Linked DNA regions of Homo sapiens: all the other regions are linked to region 1. A link is a contact called in ENCODE Hi-C or POLR2A ChIA-PET data. All regions are on one chromosome and are shown on one strand. Each heading gives the region's core, a stretch centred on a gene start or an enhancer-like site at or near the end of the contact. The rest is flanking DNA. Distances are from core to core; before and after follow the strand shown.

Evidence for each region. A loop is a pair of places that touch in the nucleus more often than their neighbours do. ChIA-PET counts read pairs that join two places held with the same protein, here RNA polymerase II (POLR2A). Pooled maps may share reads with other maps.
Region 2: a pooled map shows a loop between it and region 1 (2.7-fold over the local background). The contact joins the enhancer-like site here to the promoter of VEZF1 in region 1. A Hi-C loop is called at or near these places in 1 of 50 pooled maps. POLR2A ChIA-PET finds 5 or more read pairs at or near these places in 5 of 52 experiments (B cell, GM10248, T-cell and 2 more).
Region 3: a loop to region 1 is called in a map of mammary epithelial cell, with 2.7 times the contacts of the local background. The contact joins the promoter of CCDC182 here to the promoter of VEZF1 in region 1. A Hi-C loop is called at or near these places in 3 of 168 maps with a recorded cell type or tissue (CD4-positive, alpha-beta memory T cell, PC-9 and mammary epithelial cell), 1 of 37 single-sample maps with no recorded cell type and 8 of 50 pooled maps.

The regions. Positions count from the first base shown.
Region 1 is chr17:57,986,300-57,990,005 of GRCh38, forward strand. VEZF1 (vascular endothelial zinc finger 1) reads right to left here and starts at 1,955. Exons shown (of 6, transcript NM_007146.3): 1 at 1,780-1,955. The coding sequence starts at 1,812. LOC101929185 (a long non-coding RNA gene) reads left to right here and starts at 1,811. Exons shown (of 1, transcript XR_001752716.3): 1 at 1,811-3,706. It also overlaps a transcript of SRSF1 not described here. RefSeq lists silencers at 1,218-1,287, 1,368-1,847, 1,918-2,197 and enhancers at 2,348-2,397, 2,418-2,557.
Region 2 is chr17:58,231,254-58,234,959 of GRCh38, forward strand. LOC105371841 (a long non-coding RNA gene) reads left to right here. Exons shown (of 2, transcript XR_934884.4): 2 at 1,407-2,326. Among named protein-coding and RNA genes, the nearest start is that of LPO, 5.5 kb to the right of the region's middle. Within about 2 kb of position 1,623, at least 4 of the 41 ENCODE cell types and tissues checked have a DNase peak (open chromatin) inside an H3K27ac peak, as active enhancers do; they include B cell, where a contact is called at or near this core.
Region 3 is chr17:57,743,463-57,747,168 of GRCh38, forward strand. It overlaps CCDC182 (coiled-coil domain containing 182), which reads right to left and starts at 1,837. Exons shown (of 1, transcript NM_001282544.2): 1 at 1,033-1,837. The coding sequence starts at 1,810. The coding sequence ends at 1,349.

The sequences.
Region 1 (3,706 bases), core at 705-3,204:
TGAAGAACACTTTTTTTTTTCAATCTCTATAGACACCATGCTTAATATGGTTTTTAATCACACGAAAATCACTTCAGTGGCACATCAATCCCATATTTTAAAATAACCATTTGAGCTTTTTTCTGGGGAAAGTATTTGCCACCTTTACACCAACCTGGATGCATGCTAGTTATATATCATTTCTTTTCCAATGCATTTTCAAGTTGGTTTATCACATTATTAGCAAGCTCATCAAAGTACAATAAAACAACACTGATCAGAATGAGAAAAGGGGGAAGTTCATGAATTCCATAATGTTGGGTATTTTAGATTTTAAGAAGCCCAAATATATTTCCATAACTACTTAAAGATCAAATTGCCCACATTTGAAAAAATATGTCTTAAAACAACAGGCCAGTCTACACAGTAGGTAATTTCTGAGTTATCCAATTCTCTATATTAACTCCACTAGGATGAATCCAGTGGCTGGGAGAATAATTTTTTGAAAATTCTGCATCCGTTCCTGTTAGTTTCAAAAGGTATCAAGCGCCCCAGCTACGCGTTTGGGATTTCACGAAGTATTCAAAGGAAAATAACTCAGAGAGGCGGGAAGAACGCACTTAAAAGTGACGAGCTTCCTAACCTCCTCCAGTTCCGAAGTTTCCCCGTGAGCTCATCGCTACTGCCCACTGAATGCTTCGTTTTGCAAACAGAAACGAAGTAGGAAAAAAATAAGTTCCAGCCTAGATCTGCCAAACAGGGGTCCCCCATCTAAAGTGGGCGGGCAAGAGAATTGCCAAAACACATCGGCTACAGTCACTTTCAAGTTTCTTGCAAAAAAGCGAAGACCAACATCCCAGAGAGTGACTCATCTGGGGGCTTTGTAAGCGGACTTTGTTTGCTCTCTCCACTTGGTTGGAGGAAACGTTCGAGGTGGGCGAGAAAGAAAAGCGCTTCGGGAGAAGGTCGGGCCTCCAGGAGTCCCGGCCCCCACCGCTCCCCGCCTGCCCCGGGCCGGCCCGGCTGGGGGATTCCCCAGGCTGAATGGGACGGCGGGAGAGCTGGACAGAGGGAGAAGGTGTCAGCTGCCAAGGCTCGGCTGAGACTTGGGAAAAAAAAATGTAAATCCAGTGAAAAAGTTTGGGGAGGGGATACACACTCACAACATCCGCCCCCCCAACTGGGTAAACACGAGAGGGGTGGTGGCGGTGAGGGGGAGTGGCGGGGAACCTGGGGATACCCGCTATTCGCGGGGACACGGGAGGGGGTCAGAAAGTCAACACACGCACGCACACACACAAAAAGACGAGGAAGGTGAAAAGAGAACAAGCGAAAGATGGATGAAGTGGCGGGGAGGAGACTCAGGGCAGGACCTGGGGACCTCCTCACCCCACCGTGGGGGACCGGGCCGGCACGCAATGGCCCAGCAGCCCGCGCTATCCAGCGGCCCGGCGCCCTCCTTTCTCTGGGCCGCGGGGTGGTGACAGCGACCGGCCTCCTCCCTTCCCCTTCAGAGCGAGAGGGAAGGGTGTGTGTGAGTGTGTGTGTGTGCGTGTGTGTGCTGGGGGGCCCCCGGGTTCACCCCGCGGCCTGCTATCTCCCCCGCACCCCGTGAGGCCGCCTCCTTTCACCTCAGCAGCCCCGCTTCGCCGGGGCGGGCGGGCGGAAAAACAAAGGGGGATTAAGGCCGGGCCGGAGAGCGGAGCCGGGAGGGAGGGGAGGAGGAGCGCCCGCCCGCCCGCCAGCCCGGGGCCCGGCCCCCCTGTCCCCCCCGTGCCCCCCCGGGGGGGCCCCCAGTACCTGGAACAGGAACGCGGTCCAGTTGGCCTCCATGGCTGCGGCGGCCGACCCCCCTCCTCCCCACTCCCCCCGCTCGGGGAGCCTCCTCAGCCGGAGGAGGCGACAACAAAGCGGCGGCGGCGGCGGCGGCAACGGCAGCGGCGGCTCCTCAACATGGCAGCGCCGAGCGCGGCCACTTCCGGTAACCTCCGGGACGCACCACCGCGGCGGCGAGCGCGGGCGGGGGGGGAGCCCCGGCCCGGCCGCCGCCGCCCCCAGTCGCCCGGACCCCCTCTGGGCGTCCCCGCTGCCGGCTCGCCGCCTCGGAGCTCAGCCAGTGCCCGCTGGCGGTGGGGTCAGGGCCCCCGCGGGGGGGCTGGGGTGGGGCCCGGGGCGGGGATGGGGCGCGGCGTCCCCCCCCGCGGGGGTGTGTGGTGCTGCGGTCCGTGGCTCAGGCAGCTGGAGCAGGGGGAGCTCAGGAGAGAAGATGGAGGACGCCAGGGTCTGGCGCTGGCCCGCTGGGCACAGCTGGGCCGTCTCCCGTGACTCAGACACGGTGTCCAGCACCGTCGCGTCCCTGTTAGACCCTCAGCGGAGGGCACAGGCCACGGCGGACACTCGGCTCTTCAGTCGCTCATGCACAGCATGGTCCCCACCTCCAAACTGGGGGAAGCCCTTTCGACTTCGAGCCTCTCTTCCTTTTGGCATTTCCTCCCCGGCCGGCTAAGCCCTCTGCGCTCTCGCTATGATATGCATCTCATGGCGAGATGGCCTTCCAACTCAAGCAGGGAATCCCACTGGGGTGCAGCCTCAGATCCTCTCAGTGTGGAGGGAAACACTTCCCACGCGTAGAGATGTCATTACTGGGTTATTCTTGGGTGAAGGGCTGAGCCTCCCCATCCTCCCCTTCACTCCAAGATAGGATGTGAAATTCTATCCCAACACCCCTCCTCTCCCGCCAAAAATAAAAACAAGTGAGATAGTATAGACAAATTATTTTAGTCCTTTAGTACAGTCTGTTTCCTCCTTCACCCCCAGAACAAAAATCGAACTTCTGGTTGGACAGCGTCAGATGTCACTGAGGTGACCCCAGCCTGTTTGCAGTTCCAAGTCTTCCGTGTAGGCGTCACTGCTACTGGAACTTTGTAGATGAGGAGCCTGTATGATGATGTCCTGAACATTTCTATCCTTTCCTCACACAGAGGGAAGCTACTGGGAATATCAGAGACAAGCTATTATTAAACAAGTGTCTCTAGTCCAAGACATCTCCTGTGGCAGGGAAATGAGGGGGCAGGCTGTATCAGTGATATTTTTATAAACTCTGGTTTTAGAAAAAATTCTTCAGATGGACGCATTATTTTAAGACTTTAACATTTTCCAAAACCAACTGAATCTTATCCCCTCCATTTATCCCCCTCCAGACACTTCTAATCAAGGTCACCATCTCCAACTTCCCCCATAGACAATAAAAATATGGCTGGAGAATTCTACTGTAATAGAAAACCAAGGAGATATAGTAATTTGACAGTGTGTTTCCTTTCCATCCACTAGACAAGAATACCCCCTCCCATTCTTTCCTCCCCTCAGTCACCAGAATGAAGGGGCTGGAAAACGTTGGTCTGGTTCCTTTTAGAGCTGATTCCCCATTGGATACTGCCTGGAGGCCTTGGGGATGAATGAGAAGTTCTGCAGTTTGGATCAGTAGCAGAAGCAGGTAACACATCAGGGAACCGGTCAGCCTAAGATAGGAGGGGACAGAAAATGATGAAAGAGTTTCTGATACATTTATCAGCTAAATTGCTATGGTCACCCCCATGTCTCCTGTAATGTCCAAACCTAAGGAATTAACTAAGTAAACTAAAACCTTTGTGTTCTTGCTCTGACCTTGGACAATGGAATTCTTCTTATTTTCATTCAGTGGATAGCAAATCTGCTTCTTCCCTGCCTT
Region 2 (3,706 bases), core at 373-2,872, 240 kb after region 1:
AGTAGTTTCCAAATCTACCCGTATGTCAGACTCACCCAGGAGATTTATTAGAAATAGAGGTTCTCCAACTCCAATGCCAGAGCTGGAATTCTGTAGACCAGGAGCAGAGTCTGGATGCCTGTATTTTTCCCAAGCTTTCCACTGATTCAGATGCAACCTTTGGGAATCACTGAACCAGAGGCTTCTGAAATGTTGTTCAAACTCTAAGCTTACTTTTTAAAAGAATCAGACAAATATAAATCATGATGAGGCAAAGCCAGGCTGACTAAAATCCCCTTGCTATACTTACTTGGCAAATATCACCAGGGTCAAAACACTGCCTTGTTATTTATGAGTCCTAGATCTATGCTTAAATCCATTTCTAGAGAATGTCATATTTCCTATATTTTTGCAGATTGGAATTACATTATGCTCTTAAAGTAGCCCAATTAATGATTTCTTGAACCCCAGCAACTTGTAGTGAAACAACATAATTATGTTAAAAGAGGGAACTTCCACATTAGGTTTCTTGGAGAATGTTTCAAAAGATAAAAATAGCAAGGAAATCTAGGGTTGTGTGACACATCGAAAACATCCCACAAACGGGAATCTTCCCAATTGAGTCTGTTAGGTCATGGTCTCTTGCTCTCATTGCAGCTGTGAGCAGGGAATTGCAGATCCCTAATCTGAGGCTGTAAAGTTTTATTGCTACAGATTTGATAAGTTCTAGGAGGGCAGAATCTCAGGCAGATTTGATCAATTTCTGTTTTTCTTACCCATTCATCATTTTCTCTTTTGACATGGCCACAAATGGGAGGGTTCATGAAGGTGGGCCAGCACCACGTTTTAGAACTTGGGGCTGGAGGGAGAGGCTGGACTTTTACCCCACTGCAGGGGTTAGAAGGGCCAGTTGAATTTGTAGGATGTGAAATCCAGTAAGGACCATGATTAAATTGCCAGCAGTGGCAGTGCCTCGGGCACTGGATCGAAATTCAGGGCAAAATTTCAGAGTTTAGACATGGAAAGCTAACAGTGGGGCCATCACCTCATGGGGGGCCAGGTACTGAAGTCAAAATGGGCCTCCTGAAATCTGTAGCAAGAAGGGAAAAGAGAAAACATGAGTTACTATAAGCAATGCAGGCCGGTTTTCAGCTGTCAGGCTAGGAAATTCTGCTAGGCTTTATTTCAGCAGACGGACATCATCAGCTATGCAGTATCCAGGTCCACAGGGACTTCAGAGAGGTGGGAGCAACTAGCCTAGGTTGCCGAGTTCAAGAGCAGAAACCCTGCCTGGGCCAGCTGTTGTCCTCAGGCTGAAGATGGACTCTTTCACATCCATGTGACCAAAAGAGGGCAAAACTAGAGTTGGCTCCTTGGGGACAGGGTGGTGCCATGGCCCCCATCATCTCCTTTTTTCTTCCCATCAGATAGCAAGCAGCTCATTGGAGAGCCACACAGTCACCAGGACAGAGAGAATGCCCAGCAGCAGAAGCCAAAAAAAGAAACTTTCCCTTTCTGTCTCCTCTGTCTGTGGCGTGCAACCCAGCTATGAGGACGTGGGGTTGAAGCCATTTCCTTTTTCAGTTTCAGCTTCTGACCCTCCTCAGGATTAGAAGTGGCGATTCAGAGGCTGGGAGGGTGAAAGCATGACTTCTCAAGAACCAGCTCGTGCTGAAGTCACTGCTCACCTTCCTGTCTCAGGGATGCTCCTGATGCTAATGACGTCGTGTGAATCATGCTCTACGTGTCTGCATGCCTGAGCCGAGCTTATCCTCATGGCACCCTGTGAGGCAGGCTGCTGCTCCTACTCCCACTCACCAGAAGAGGAAGCCGAGGCTCAGAGACTGAGTAACTCTTGAGGTTACACAGCCACCGAGCAGGGTCATTAGGGCCCTATGAGATTTCCTTCCGACTCCGCTCTGAACTCACTCTCGTAGGCCCAAGCTGGGCGCCTCCCCCAGGGAACACCGTAGTGGCCCGGAAAACAGAGAGCACAGGTTACATTTGGCTCACATTCTTGGTGTGTCCACTGTAGGTTGCTGTGAAGTAAATTTTAAATTTTTATATAAAAACAAACAGATAATTTCTTGAGTGGGACATAAAAGCATGAATTTGAAAGTTAAAATGTAAGATATTGACCTTTTACTTAATAATAATGTAACAATATTGCTTTATTAACTGTGACAAATGTACCATTGTAAAATAAGATAATCATAATGAAAACTGGGTGTGGAGTGTGCAGGAACTCTGTATTATCTTTGTAATAATATGGTAAATCTAAAATTGTTCTAAAATAAAAATTTTTCTCTTTAAAAAAGTAAGATATCAAATAAATTTTAGAATCTCAGTTTCCTTCAGGGGTACCTGGTCATGATTATCTTTTGTTAGAGGCATATCAGAGGCCATGTTGCTCGCTGAGTAGAAGGACATTCTACAGTGTACGCTTACAGCCTCTTGAAAAGCCTGTATTCATTAAGAGAAGAAAAAGAGGGTGGGACAGTGAAGATTCTTTCACTTCCTCTCCCCAGCCTCTGTCCCCTTCTTAGCACTGTGCGAAGAGTGAGAGGTAATAACCACTTCACCCTCCCCAGGTTTCCACCAGAGTGGAAGGGGTTCCATCACAGACAGACTATTTGAGCATTTCACCCCATTCCAGCCTCCACCACAATCCTACAAATTCAACTGGCCCTTCTAACCCCTGCAGTGGGGTAAAAGTCCAGCCTCTTCCAGAGACAGGAGAATCACTTGAACTCAGGAGGCAGAGGCTGCAGTGAACCAAGATAATTCCACTGCACTCCAGCCTGGGCGACAGAGCGAAACTCCGTCTCAAAAAAAAAATAAATAAATAAAAAATAATAAATAAATAAATAAATAAATAAATAAAGTGGGGGGTAATTCAGGGCAGGGCAGAACCAGAATGTGGGGAAGTCAAGGAAGCCACAGAGGCAAGAGATTTATGAAGGACAAATGGACAGGATTCAGTGACCAAGAAGATGGGAGGAAGGGGAGGAAGAGAAAAGAGGGAAAGAAAAAAGAAAAATGCCCAGGGTGTCTCCCTGGTTTCCAACTTGAGTGACAGAGAATGATCACATTCCCAGCAGAATTTTTCTTCTTTCTCAACAAGATTCTTCCTGTTCTTTTGTTTCTGGTTGTCCCTCAGAACTAAGGAGAAACAGCCTTTGGGATAGTTGTCCCCCTACCCCATCCCAGCTGGTCCTAAGAGTAAGAACATAGGATTCTCATCCCCCTTTTATATAAAGAGAACCTGAGGGTATGTAATGTGTACAAGACTGTACAATGAGGCAGAAGCTCACTGGCACTGGGACCTACAAGATCTACTGATTCACAATTGAATTCTAAACATCACAGCCCAAGGGAACCAACACAATTACTTAGTGGACCCATTTCTCTTTCCAGAGAAGGAAACTGAGACCTCTGAATAAAGAGTAATTTTCCCAATGTCACATGCTGCTGACTAGCAAGCTAGGACTAGAGCCTGGCTTGCTGAGTTTTAATAATCCAGTGCTCCTTGCATTTTCGCTAGTTGCTTTGTCACATCTGTATGCACGTGTGTGTGCAAACACATACACACACACATACACATGCTTGCTTGCTTGAGAAACAGGGCATTTTATTCGCATGATATTTTCTTTATGGACTTATCACAAAGCATATCCTCAGACTGCTCACAGAATAACAATAGCAATTCAAGATTGTTTTTTGTTTA
Region 3 (3,706 bases), core at 587-3,086, 240 kb before region 1:
GAAGCGCAGCTTGGGAGTTCCAGATGTTTAAATCTTATTTGGAGAGATTCTATGACAGAAGGAAGAGGGAGAATGAGACTGCCACAGAAGATCAGAGGATATGGAATCTGCTGTAAGCCCAGAACTGGAAAGACAGACTTGACTTTCTGTTGAGGCACTGGCTCTGGTCTCCAGGCACGTCTCTTCTGCTGTTTAGAGGAGAATCCCTGCTGCATGGCAGCATTTGGGTAGCCAGAGAGAAGATATATGAATTGATGAAGTAGAAGACTAATTGGAAATAAAAGGTATAGTGTCAGCTAATGAACTCCCAAGTCACCCATGTGACAACCTCAGCCTTCCAGAAGAACACGTCCATGAACAGCCTGAAGTGGTTCCAAAACTGGGGAGCAGAGAAGGATGCAGCAGGATGCAAATGAGCACAGCTGACCTGGACTTAAACCATGGCCCTGCCACTTACTAGTGTGCAGACCTTGGGTACTGGACTTGCCTTCCTGCGGCCAGTCTCCCAGTGTGAACCATGGAAAATCAACACTCACCTCCAAGGTGCCTATGGAAGTAAGTGGGATGGTATGTGTGTGTTGCCTGATAAATGGCCAGGCACTGTGACAATAATTCCTGCTCCATGGATCGAACACAGAAATCAGTTTCCCCACTTCCTAGTGCCATCTCAGAGGTGTTGCATTATCGGTTGCTAAAGCTCAGCGAGTTCCACCCACACAGTCCCAATAAGCTCTGTCATTCCGATTGGCCAGTCTGCAGTCTAAATGGAAAGGAAGTAGAGGTAGAAAGAGGCAGCAAAGAAAAGTGAGATGTGACAGTCTAAGAGTAGAGGCAGACAGAAAGACCATACAGACAAGGGTTAGAATACTAAAAACAGAGCAATCTGGGGTAGTGTTAGTGCACGGGCAAGCAGTCCGACCCCTCTGGGGAGATCATGTGTTACGTGATGTGGTATCAGTTGACCAGGTGTTAAGTCTCAAATCATGAAAGCCTCAAATCATTCAAAAAAAAAAAGGTGAATGTTCAACACAATCAGTTTAAGAATATACTATACAAATAAAGAGGTATACATTGAGCAATAGTACCATTACAAACAGGAAAACAGTTCAAGTGAAAGTTACAGGGGCCTGACTCAGTACTGGGGTGCCTCCTTCCTTTAGAATGCTGGATAAATGGAATTTCACCAAAAAAAATATTGAAGTCTTTTTGCCTCTCAGCAAGGTGTTATTTAGGCAGAAGGAAAGCAATGGAAATGAGGAAGGGAAAGCAAGGGGGTAGGGACTTGGGGTTTCTCCTTCCGTTAAAAAAAATCTTCAACTTGGTGCTTGGCTAGTGCCACCCACGAGGTTCAGTCAGCCTGGCTCTTCTTGGTGGCACGCAGGGCGTCACGTCCCCTGTCCAGCAGCAGGTCCTCCAGCCGCTTGCAGTGCTCCCGGAGCTGTTTCTCGCGCGGCAACAGGAAGGTGAGAACCTTGTTGCGCACGATGCCACGGTCCTCCTCCTCCCTTAGCCGCTGCCTCACGCGAGCCGCCTGCTCCTCCTGTTGCACCAGGGCTCCATTCATCTCGCAGAAGGCGTCTTCAAGGTAATGAATGGACTTCAATGCCTCTTTCTTAAAGTCCTCCAGTTCCCGTTGCACCCCGGCCACCTTCTGCTGCAGGATCTCCAAGTCAGCGGGTGGTGGGAGGCAGGAGGGCCATGACTGGGACAGGGAAAAGTCTCCAGACTGGAGGCCACTCTCTATCATTTTTTTCCCCTGTAGGGTATTCACCGTCATGAGAATGGACCCAGCCTGGTAGAGGGGTTCCATTGTCTCTTCTACGTTGGACAAAGAGAGGAAGCCAAGAGACCAACCAGGTCAATAAATATTTTTGGCTAGAGACACGATCATTCGGAGTGGAGAAACCCTAGAATTGTGACATCAGGGCCCCTTCAGCCAACCAGAAAGAAAGCCACAATCCATTCATTTGCATATTGTAGCTTCCTTGGTTGGTTACCTAGAGCTTTGTCTGTTTATCTGACCAAGTCGCCCTCCTGAGATGTGGATCCTTAACTCATCACCCTTCTAGAACCAGAACTCAAGTTCTTCTTTAACCTAAGGAACAAACCAAGTCCCAGAGCAGGGAAGTAAACTGGCCAGAGCAAGGCAGGCCAGGCCAGGCTCACTGGCTGCCAGGACTGGGTGGTCTCCCACACTGGCAAGGGACCTGCATGGTCTTGGACTGGTCTCTGGGCTTTAGTACCTCACTAGTAAAACAAAGACATTGTAAGAGATGATACCTAATCCCACTTGTAGCTCTAAAATGCTAAAAAGTAATCTCTTATTCCAAGTCCATACTCCTATAATGATGTCAGAATTCTATAAAATCTTAGAAATTGCGAAAAATGTACTTAGATTTTGATGTATGGTCCACAGCAATGGCTGATTCAGCAGGTGCAAGGTAAAAATGGGTTAGTCATATTTATTCAATAAATACTAAGTGCTCACTACACACTAGGATCAGGGAACAAGTGAGTGCATGGTCTTCCAACATACCTGAATGTTAACAAATATGAGAAACAACACATAGAAAGGTAAATCTTGTACTTTTTACCTGATAATTAGAACAAAGGAAAATACTTCTAGCTAATCTACATTTGGTTTAGTCAGGAACAAACCTTCATCTTGCACATCTCAGTCTCTTGCCTAGACTTCTCTCCTGGTCTCCAAATCTAAACGTCTCCCCCACAATGGGCCTCCAATTCAAGCCATCCAAAGCTGAATTGGTGATCTCTTTACCCAAACCAGTTCCTGTTCCAGTGTTGCTGTCAGATTAATGAGAGCAACCCAGAACAGCACACACACCAGAGCCCTCATGAGACAACTGGTGCTGTGATGCTAATATTTGTCCCCTCCCAAACTCATGTTGCAATTTAATTACCATTGTAACAGGATTATGAGGAAGGACCTTTAACAGATGATTAGGCTACCCTTTAAGAGATAAATGGATTAACACTGTTATCTTGGGAGCAGGTTCCTTATAAGTGGATAAGTTCAGCCCCTTTATGTCTCTCTCTCACCCTCTCTTTGCCCTTCTACTATGTGATGTCTTCTGCTGTGGAATGACACAGCAAGAAGGCCCTTGCCAGATGCCAGCATTTTGATTTTGGACTTCCTAGCCTCCAGAACTGTAAGGAAATACATTTCTGTTCTTTATAAATTACCCAGCATCGGGTATTTTACTATAGCAGCACACAATAGACTAAGAAACTTAGGATCAACCTAGACCCTTCCATGTCAAAGTGGCTCTAAGTCCTGTTCAATCTACCATTGCCAAGCACTCTAGCATCAAACCACCTGGGTTAGAGTCCCAGCTCTACTTATAATCTACCTATCTTTGGCAGATTACCCCATCTCCCTGAGCCTCAATCTTTTTTATAAGTAGGAATACTAATTCAGTGGTGTGCAGTTCTATGGGGAAAAGTGAATAAAACTCCGAATTATTTTGATAGCTGTTGCCAATTTCCATGGTGTAAATACTCCCACCGTGGCCAGTTTCAAGCTACCAACATGATGTCACTGGGAAGAGATGCACAAAATCAGCTCTCATGAGCCTCTGCAAGCTGACTCTCGCACCACAGGGACCGTGATGAGGGCAGCTGCCTCCTCCGAGATGCAGATTAACCTATCTAGGGTGCCTTGTAGTAGGCATCAGAGAGGGCATTT